Linked DNA regions of Homo sapiens: region 1 is linked to region 2. The links are chromatin contacts, found by Hi-C or POLR2A ChIA-PET in ENCODE. All regions are on one chromosome and are shown on one strand. Each heading gives the region's core, a stretch centred on a gene start or an enhancer-like site at or near the end of the contact. The rest is flanking DNA. Distances are from core to core; before and after follow the strand shown.

What was found. A loop is a pair of places that touch in the nucleus more often than their neighbours do. ChIA-PET counts read pairs that join two places held with the same protein, here RNA polymerase II (POLR2A). Pooled maps may share reads with other maps.
Region 1: a loop to region 2 is called in a pooled map, with 5 times the contacts of the local background. The contact joins the promoter of DLG1 here to the enhancer-like site in region 2. A Hi-C loop is called at or near these places in 4 of 50 pooled maps. POLR2A ChIA-PET finds 5 or more read pairs at or near these places in 2 of 52 experiments (T-cell and naive thymus-derived CD4-positive, alpha-beta T cell).

What each region holds. Positions count from the first base shown.
Region 1 is chr3:197,296,325-197,300,576 of GRCh38, forward strand. DLG1 (discs large MAGUK scaffold protein 1) reads right to left here and starts at 2,288. Exons shown (of 25, transcript NM_001366207.1): 1 at 2,212-2,288; 2 at 862-911; 3 at 22-153. The coding sequence starts at 880. DLG1-AS1 (DLG1 antisense RNA 1) reads left to right here and starts at 1,923. Exons shown (of 3, transcript NR_038289.1): 1 at 1,923-2,286; 2 at 2,654-2,768. RefSeq lists silencers at 1,215-1,844, 2,335-2,464.
Region 2 is chr3:196,176,798-196,180,947 of GRCh38, forward strand. No RefSeq gene overlaps it. Among named protein-coding and RNA genes, the nearest start is that of ZDHHC19, 33 kb to the right of the region's middle. RefSeq lists an enhancer at 2,991-3,190. Within about 2 kb of position 2,779, at least 16 of the 41 ENCODE cell types and tissues checked have a DNase peak (open chromatin) inside an H3K27ac peak, as active enhancers do.

The DNA.
Region 1 (4,252 bases), core at 1,038-3,537, 1.1 Mb after region 2:
TTACGAAGTTTTAATTCCCACCTATTAAAGCCTGAAAGAGGTTGCTCTGAAATATGTTAATAACCCGTTCTATGGAACTTCTGAGCTGTCTGTCTTCAGTTTGGCTTAGTTTTGAACGATATTCCTCCAAAAGGTGCAATGCTCTCTGGGTATCTGAGAAGAAAAAGCAGAGCCTGATTAAAACTCTCTATTTACAAAAAAAGTATCACATACTAGTGCAAATAATTCTGCATGACATCTAAATAGTTCCGCAAATCCTTCAGGTCAATTGATGTCACTATGTTCATGTACACATATTCCTTAGAATGACCAAAAAATAAAAAAAAAAATTAAAGAAATACAAGAAAAATTTAAACATATATCACATTAGAAAACGGAGGAGAGTGAGCAGTTTGGAATAAATGTGTACTGGTAGTTTGCCAAAGTAAAAGATCAAAGTATTAGCAACAGTTTCAGATTACCTGATAATGCAAAAGCAGATTATCTACAATTTGTCATCATAATCCAAATTTTTAACATTTCAAAATACAAATTCTTAGTATCCCACAGTTGCTTACAGAATAGTGCTTAGTAAGAATGATAGAGTGAAATACTAAAACACCAATTCAGGGTTATTAAGGACATCTGTTGGGGGGGGGCTAACTGCCTCTCTTAATCACTAGAGAAATGTTAAGAAAGTTTAACAAACATTTTCGTGTTTCCATCTTCTGAAATGATATGAGGCTTAGATTCCCTAAGCAATAAAGCTAGGACCGTGCTGTCTCATCAAAGTTACACAAACGATTCTAAAACGGCAATCAAAAAACTGACACACGGAAAAGCAAGTGACATCGACAACAGAGTTACGGAATAAACTCTCACCTTGCTTCCGGACCGGCATTTTTCTCCAGAATCAGGAAGAGGGCACACACCTTTAAAACACACAACGGAAAGGAAAAAGGATAGAATCATGTTAAACTAGCATTTTCCCCTATCGAAATAGAAAACCCTCGCAGCCTATTTGAAAACCCCACGTTCCAAAGTTTTACCAAGTCAAAGAAAGAGTCTCAAAACGCAGCAGTTGTCTGTCAACGTGGAAAGCTTTTCCTTGGAGTGGGTACCCCTCCAAATTAAGAACAGACAGAAGTCGGCTTCCAAACTCTCCTCGAAAGCGTCCCCTCCCCAAAGAGCCTAGACCTGAGGCCGCCTCTTCCCCCGCACAAGTATCCACACTCCCCACCTGCTACTGGGTACGGGCGGGTGAAGCGCTCCGACCCTTGGCCCCTGAGCCAGCAGCGGCCGCAGAGCGCTGAGAGGGGACCAGCGGGACTGGCCGCCCGCCCTGCTCGGGCCCCCTCCTCTCGCTTGCCTTTCTCCTTGCTCGCTGCCTCCGGGCTGCTCCAGCGGGGGCCGGACAGGGCAGCGGCCGCTCTCCGCGACGCCCTCGCGCCCCGCATGCACACCTCCGCGGGCCCCCACACCTGCGGCGCCGCCACAAAGTTCCGGTGAGCGGCGTGCGCTCGGAACTGGGGTGCGCCCCGGCCAGACTCGGAGCAGCTCCCCAGCCCGGCCCCGCTCCACGTACCCCCGCCCCGCCCGGGGCCCGCGGAGCCGAGCGGAGGGGGCGAAGGGACGGGGGAGGAGCTCCCCTGGGCCGCCGCACCCCCGCGGCCTCGTCCTCCTTCTCGGCCGCGCCGCCTCCTCGCTCGCCGCGGCCCCCCGGCCCGCTCGCCCAGTTGCTGCCGCACGCCCCACCCCCGGAACCTCGCCTCCTTCCGCGCCCCCAACCGCTCTCCCCCGAAACTTTCCGCCAAGATGGCGGCCCCCGAGCTGGCCTGCCGCGCTCCCACGTGACCGCTTTCCCGGCGCTCTCAGCCAATGGGAAGTGAGGAGGCGGCTCGCGCCGAGCCCCGGGCTCCCCGCGCTGCTACCTTCGGGTTGGAAGGGGGAGGCGGGTCGGGGGAGGGCAGGGGAACGGAAGGGGTACCCGGGGAGCATCCTAAGGGAACCTCTTCGCTTAAAAGGGCGGCCGCTGAAGTGGCTCTGAGAACAAAGGAGTTAACACTCGGACTCCACAGGTGGCCCGGGGTGGCCCTGGAGGAGCCCGCCTTTACCTTGCCCTAGCCCACCGGCGCGTCCCGCAGTTCCGAACTAAACGCGCCAGGCCGGGAAGGCTCGGGCTGTCTGAAGAGAGGCGTGACCTCGCCTACACCAGATCCAAGGCGCACATACCGAGACACCCCTCAACCTCACTCAGCAGTGCCGTTTCCAACTCCGCGGCAGAGACAGCGCCTGGCGACCCCGGGGGTAGATCCCCACCGGGGAAAAGCCGCCTTAAGGAGGAGCCAACTGCACCTCCCAGGGGGCGGGGAGGGCGGGGCCTGGGAGAGGGAGAGGGAGGAGTTCGGGGAGGGGTGCCAACTCTGCATTGCCTTCCACTCCAGGCTGATTGTTAAGTTACTCTTCGTCCCTTAGTAATAGGCTTGGGGGGAGGGGTTTCATTACAGAAGGACATATGAAATAGAGACACTGGTTAACTTGGCAAGAGTTTGAGGGTTATAGTACAAGATTTTTAAGCCTAACTGATTAATTCCGAGTATGGTATACTTAAGGGTGGGCAGAGAAGGTTTGTTCATTCATTCGCTCATTCATTCATTCATTCATTTCCCTCAAGCCTGCGTCCCCGCCCGGTCAGCATCGCAGGTGTTACCCAAACTCTGACGGTCCCTTTAAGAACTCACCCGGAGTCGCGCCCTCCGAAGCTGAGCCGCCCTCGGCCAGCGCTGCAGGTTTGTTTCGTGCGCACCTCCGGGCGGAATTACCGGCCGGCTGGGACCCCGCTCCCGGTCTGAGCCACCCAGGTTATAGAAGGGGAATCTCGGGAAGCTTTCCAAGTCACTGCCCACGTCTTCGAACTTCCTCGGGGTGACGAGGACCTCCCTATTAGGAGGTCCAGAGAGAATTTGCCCAAAGTTACCCCGAGTGAGTGACAGAACTGGAAACCCGGAGATCCTGTCTTTCAAAACCGGAAGGCTCTTCCCAGTAAACCTGACGGCCTCTGACTGAGGCCGTATCCATTGGCTACCAAAGGGAAGGCCGAGGAACCTCGTATTGTAACCTTAACAGCTACTCAGAGGTATACTGACCACTGGTTTTACTTTTGGATTGCACCTTAGAATCCTAACTTACTGTAAGGACCCACCGACTTTAGAACCTATCTAGGACAAGGAACCGAGGTCCGGAAAAAGGGAAGCAACTTGTCCAAGGACATAGACGCTAATCAGTAACAGAGCAGCCGAGAACTCAGGTCTCCTAGCTCTAGTCCAGGGCTCTTTCTCTTGTGATTTTGGACAACTTGACAGAGAGGTATGTTGGTATGTTGGCAGCAGACCTCTGTGCTTTCCCGGATCAAGCATCCTGGGATCTTGAACAACAGTTAAAGCAACATTGCATAGAGAAAATGGGATAGAAGGGTCAAACGGTGCTGAAGGCAGAGGTGTCCTAACAGCCGGGAACTTAACAGAGGGACGGAATTTATTTAGTAGTGAAAGTGGCTCATGACAGGCATCATACTCTCAAGACTTCGCTGATGGACTGTGAATGGGATGGTTGCAGTAAGAAACCATTCTAACAATGGAATCTCTTCAGAATTCAGAAGAAACAGGGAGGGAAATTTGCCCTCTCCCTTGATAACATTTATTGTTCATATATGTTCACTTGCTAGGAAACGGGGATAGAAATAAATAAGATCCGAGTCCTGCTCTCAAGGATACACAGCCTTGTAGCAAGTACACAAAGGCCAATGCACCTTTTCCCAGGGGACACTGAGGAGTCAAAAACAAAATTTGTGTGAGTTCTCAATGTCATCCTAGCCTTCCCCTAAAAGCAAAAAGGAGGAAGGGGAGGAAAGAGGACGTGTCCTTTTTTCTTGTCATTCTGTGTGACAGCCCTATTTGGTTGTCAGCGGTGTACAAAAGCAGCAGTGAACCCAGCACTTGTTCTACCCTTAGCCTAAGGTGCCGGCAGCAAGTGCCTAGCAAATGAACATATATGAACAATGAATAAAGGCTCTTTACTCTTCATTCCTCCTTTCTACCCATCTTTATTAGTTACTTATTGCTGGATAAAAAAAAAGTTCCTCAAAGCTTAAGGGTTTAAAACTTATTAGCTTAGTAAGTTAAACAGCGATAAATATTATCTCAGTTTCTGTGTGTCAGGAATTCAGGAGCGGCATAGTTGGGTGGTTTTGGCTCAGGGCATTATGATGTTGCAG
Region 2 (4,150 bases), core at 1,529-4,028:
CCCGCCTCGGCCTCCCAAAGTGCTGGGTTTACAGGCGTGAGCCACCGCGCCTGGACAAAATTTTTTTATACCTTTTAAATTCCAGACCCACCACCAGGTTGAATCCTCCGGGCTGACTGTGCAGACCCCCCACTATGCCCCCTACTTTCCATTAACTGGTATGTTTTATGTTATCAAGAATATTAAAACAAACCTATGCATCTGCCATTGAGCTTAAGAAATAGATGGCCGGACGCGGTGGCTCACGCCTGTAATCCCAGCACTTTGGGAGGCCGAGGCGGGCGGATCATGAGGTCAGGAGATCGAGACCATCCTGGCTAACACGGTGAAACCACGTCTCTACTAAAAATACAAAAATTAGCCGGGCGTGGTGGCAGGCGCCTGTAGTCCCAGCTACCCGGGAGGCTGAGGCAGAAGAATGGCGTGAACCCGGGAGGCGGTGCTTGCAGTGAGCTGAGATCGCACCACTGCACTCCAGCCTGGGCGACAGAGTGAGACCCTGTCTTGGGGAAAAAAAAAAAAAGAACTAGACGAATGCCCAGGCATGGGAAGCCCCAGTCACCTTTCCCTCCCTCAACCCGAGAGGAGTCACATTCCAAACCTAGCCTTTATCATTCCCTTCCTTTTCATTAGACGGTTATGTATGTACGTATCCTTAAACTTTATGCTAATGGTATCACATTTTGTGTATTCTACTACTTTTAAACATTTATGGATTAAATTCTGTCCCTCCAAAAAAGATATGTTGGAGTCTTAACCCCTAATACTTTAAGCCGTGACCCCGTTTGCAGACACCGTCTTTACAGAGGTGCTCAAGGTGAGAGGCACTCATTAGAGTGGACCCTCATTCGATACGACTGGTGTCCTTATAACAAGCAGAACACAGGACAGAGGCAGAGCCACCAGCAGGGAGAACACCACATGAAGCCTGGAGTCAGGCTTCCGGACGAAGCCGGGAGAGAGGCGGGGAACAGGTCCTCCTCCCACGCCTTCCCAGGGAACGTGGCCCTGTCGGCACCCTGATCTCCTCGCCCCTAGAACTGGGAGACAACACGTTTCTGCTGTCCAGCCACCCAGTGTGCGGTACTTTGTTACAGCAGCCCCAAAAAATAAAGACACCATTCCATGTCATGTTCTTGAAATTCATTTGTTAATGAGTGAAGCCGAGGCTCATTCATTTTCTCTGTCATGTTCTATTATATGATATCCCACAATTTATCCATTTTACTTTGAAAAGTTATATGGTTTGCTTACAGGTTTTATTGTTGTTTTGAAATTGCAAACTGTGCTGCCCCGAACCTCCCTGCAAACTGTGCCGTAGGAGTGGAGCTGCACTTGGGTCAAAGAGGGCAAAGGTAAGTCTTAACTGTGCAGCCCAGATCAGAGCAATAACAACTCATCAAGATAAGTCTAATTGCTACTCAACGGGGTGGAACTTACACGCTTGCCAGTGGGCAGGCAGAGTTCCCTGTGTCCTACATTCTTGTTAACACTTGAAACTCCAGTCTTTTTTTTTTTTTTTTTTTTTTTTTTGAGAGATGGAGTCTCACCCTGTTGCCCAGGCTGGAGTGCAGTGGTGTGATCTTGGCTCACTGAAACCTCTGCCTCCCGGGTTCAAGCGATTCTCCTGCCTCAGCCTCCCAAGCAGCTGGGACTACGGGCTCCCGCCACCACGCCCAGCTAATTTTTGTGTTTTTAGTAGAGACGAGGTTTAACCATGTTGGCCAGGATGGTCTCAATCTCTTGACCTCATGATCCGCCCACCTCGGCCTCCCGAAGTGCTGGGATTACAGGCGCAAGCCACTGCACCCCGCCCTGCAGTTTTGTTTTGTTTTTTTAATTTATTATTTTAAAAAAATGTTTTTGAGACAGGATCTCACTCTGCCACCCAGGCTGGATCATGGTGGCATGATCTTGGCTCACTGCAGCCTCGTCCTCCCAGGCTCAAGTGATCCTCCCGCCTCAGCCTCCCAAGTAGCTGGGACCACAGGTATGTGCCACCATGCCTGACTAATTTTTGTGCTTTTTGTAGAGATGAGTTCTCACTGTGTTGCCCAGGGTGGTCTCAAACTCCTGGGCTCAAGCGATCTTCCTGCCTCAGCCTCCCAAATTGCTGGGATTACAGGCATGAGCCAACACACCCAGCCCGAAGGAACTGCCATTCTTTTTATCTTTGCCAATCTGATGGTTATAGAATGGTATTTCCTAGTGGCTTTATTTTGCGTTTTCTTTATTTCTAATAAAGTTAAGCATCTTTTACATGTTGATGGACAATGTATATTTCCTGTTTTGCAAAACACCTGGTCGGGTTTTCCTGGTCTTTTTTCTTATTTATTTCTAGGAGTTCTTTATGTACTCTGGACTCTGATCCTGCATTGGTCTTTCTAAAGCTTTATTCGTCGCATCCTCTGATGAACAGAGCTTTTCTTTTTTCTTTTCCCTTTTAAAATTAGTAGAATTTATTCATCTTTTTCTTAACAATTAGTGCTTTCAAGAAATTCTTTGTACCCCCAAGGTCAAGAGATATTATCCTATACTCGCTTTGTAAGGGTTGGTATTCTGCCTGTCAGGTCGTTAATGGACCTGGCATTGATTTTGGAGCCTGCTGTGTAGTCAGATCTAAACTGGGAAAGGAACAATTGCCTGCTTTTCTCACAGGGGCGTTCTGAAGCTCAAAGGAGAAAATGCGTGTGAAAGTGTCCAGAACTGTGAAACAATGTACAAGTAAGAGAGTCTGCGATGCTGATTTGCTGGAGGGTGACAAAGCCGTTTAAGAGAAGGCTGCTTTGGCCTTTGATTTGCTAATCAGTTGGTAGCGTCATAGGCTGCCAGTAGGCCAGGCAGAAACCCAACCTCCATTCTGCCTCCGGAGGCTGGAGAACACAGCCAAAAAGACCAGCTGAAGCATGTGGTCTTTGCAGGAAAGTAAGTTCCAGTGGCACTGCTGGGGCTGGCCCCGTCCACCCACACTGTTCACTCCATCTGCCACCTGACATTAGCAAATTAGGCTGCAAATACAGCCCTGAGTCATAGAGAAAAGATGAAATTACACTCAGGAAACTCTGCTCACTGAAGTGCATGAGTAACAGGATGCAGAAAGACACCCATTAAAAGCGGCTAAAAACGAGTCAGGTGCTCCAAGGCAGCCTGCTGCACACCCCAACACGCGGGCAGGCTCCGCCCCAGCTCCAACTCCACCTGGAGGGGCAACACGCACCCATTATACGAGCCACACGGGGGCCCCAGCAACTGGCCCAGACAAGGCTGCAGAGCCCACTCAGGGTGGAACCCCCTTTAGCGAACTGGAAGGTTCCATGACGGGGCTGCGGGGAAGGAAGCCGACTCGTGGGGAGTTAGCTGAGCTGCCGGAGGAAACTGACAAAATCAAACGCACCCTTTGGCCTGCACAAGGCGATATTGTTGGTTCTCCCTGAAGCACATCCTGGCCAGGAGACAGAGCTTAGGCCAGCCCCCGGGCCAGGTGCCTGCTACCCAGACCTGTGATCCTAGCCAAAAGTCTCTGAGTTCTGGATGTCCACACTGGGAAGGGAGAGCAGCGAGGGAAGGGTTACCAAAGGGGCCTGAGGAGACATTCGGGGGTGACAGATTGTCAGCATCTTTTTGTTTGGTTTTTCTTTTAAGCGATGGGGGCGGGGGGTGGGGGGGGGTCTCACTATGTTGCTGAGGCTGGTCTCGAACTCCTGGCCTCAAGCAATCCTCCTGCCTCAGCCCCCGAGTAACTGGAATTCAAGACGTCAGCCACGGCCCCCAGCTTAGCTTCAGCATCTTGATTGCAGTGGTGGCTTCACAGATGTATACATATGTCAGAACTTATCAAATTGTATATTTTCAATATCTATTTTAGACAATTAGATCTCAATAAGGCTGTTTAAAAATTACAGAATGGTGTGATGGCGACTTTTACTAAATATGCATGTTGACAGCAAGAGGAACGACTAGAAGGAGGTCCCCAGATGTTAACAGTGCTTAGTTCTGGGCTGTGGGATTACAGAGGATTTTACTTTTCCTCTTTGTGTTTTTCTGTACTTTAAAAAATTTCTGAAATATATGTGTTTTACTTTTTTTTTTTTTTTAAGATGGAATCTTGCTCTGTCGCCCGGAGTGGAGTGCAGTGGCGCGATCTTGGCTC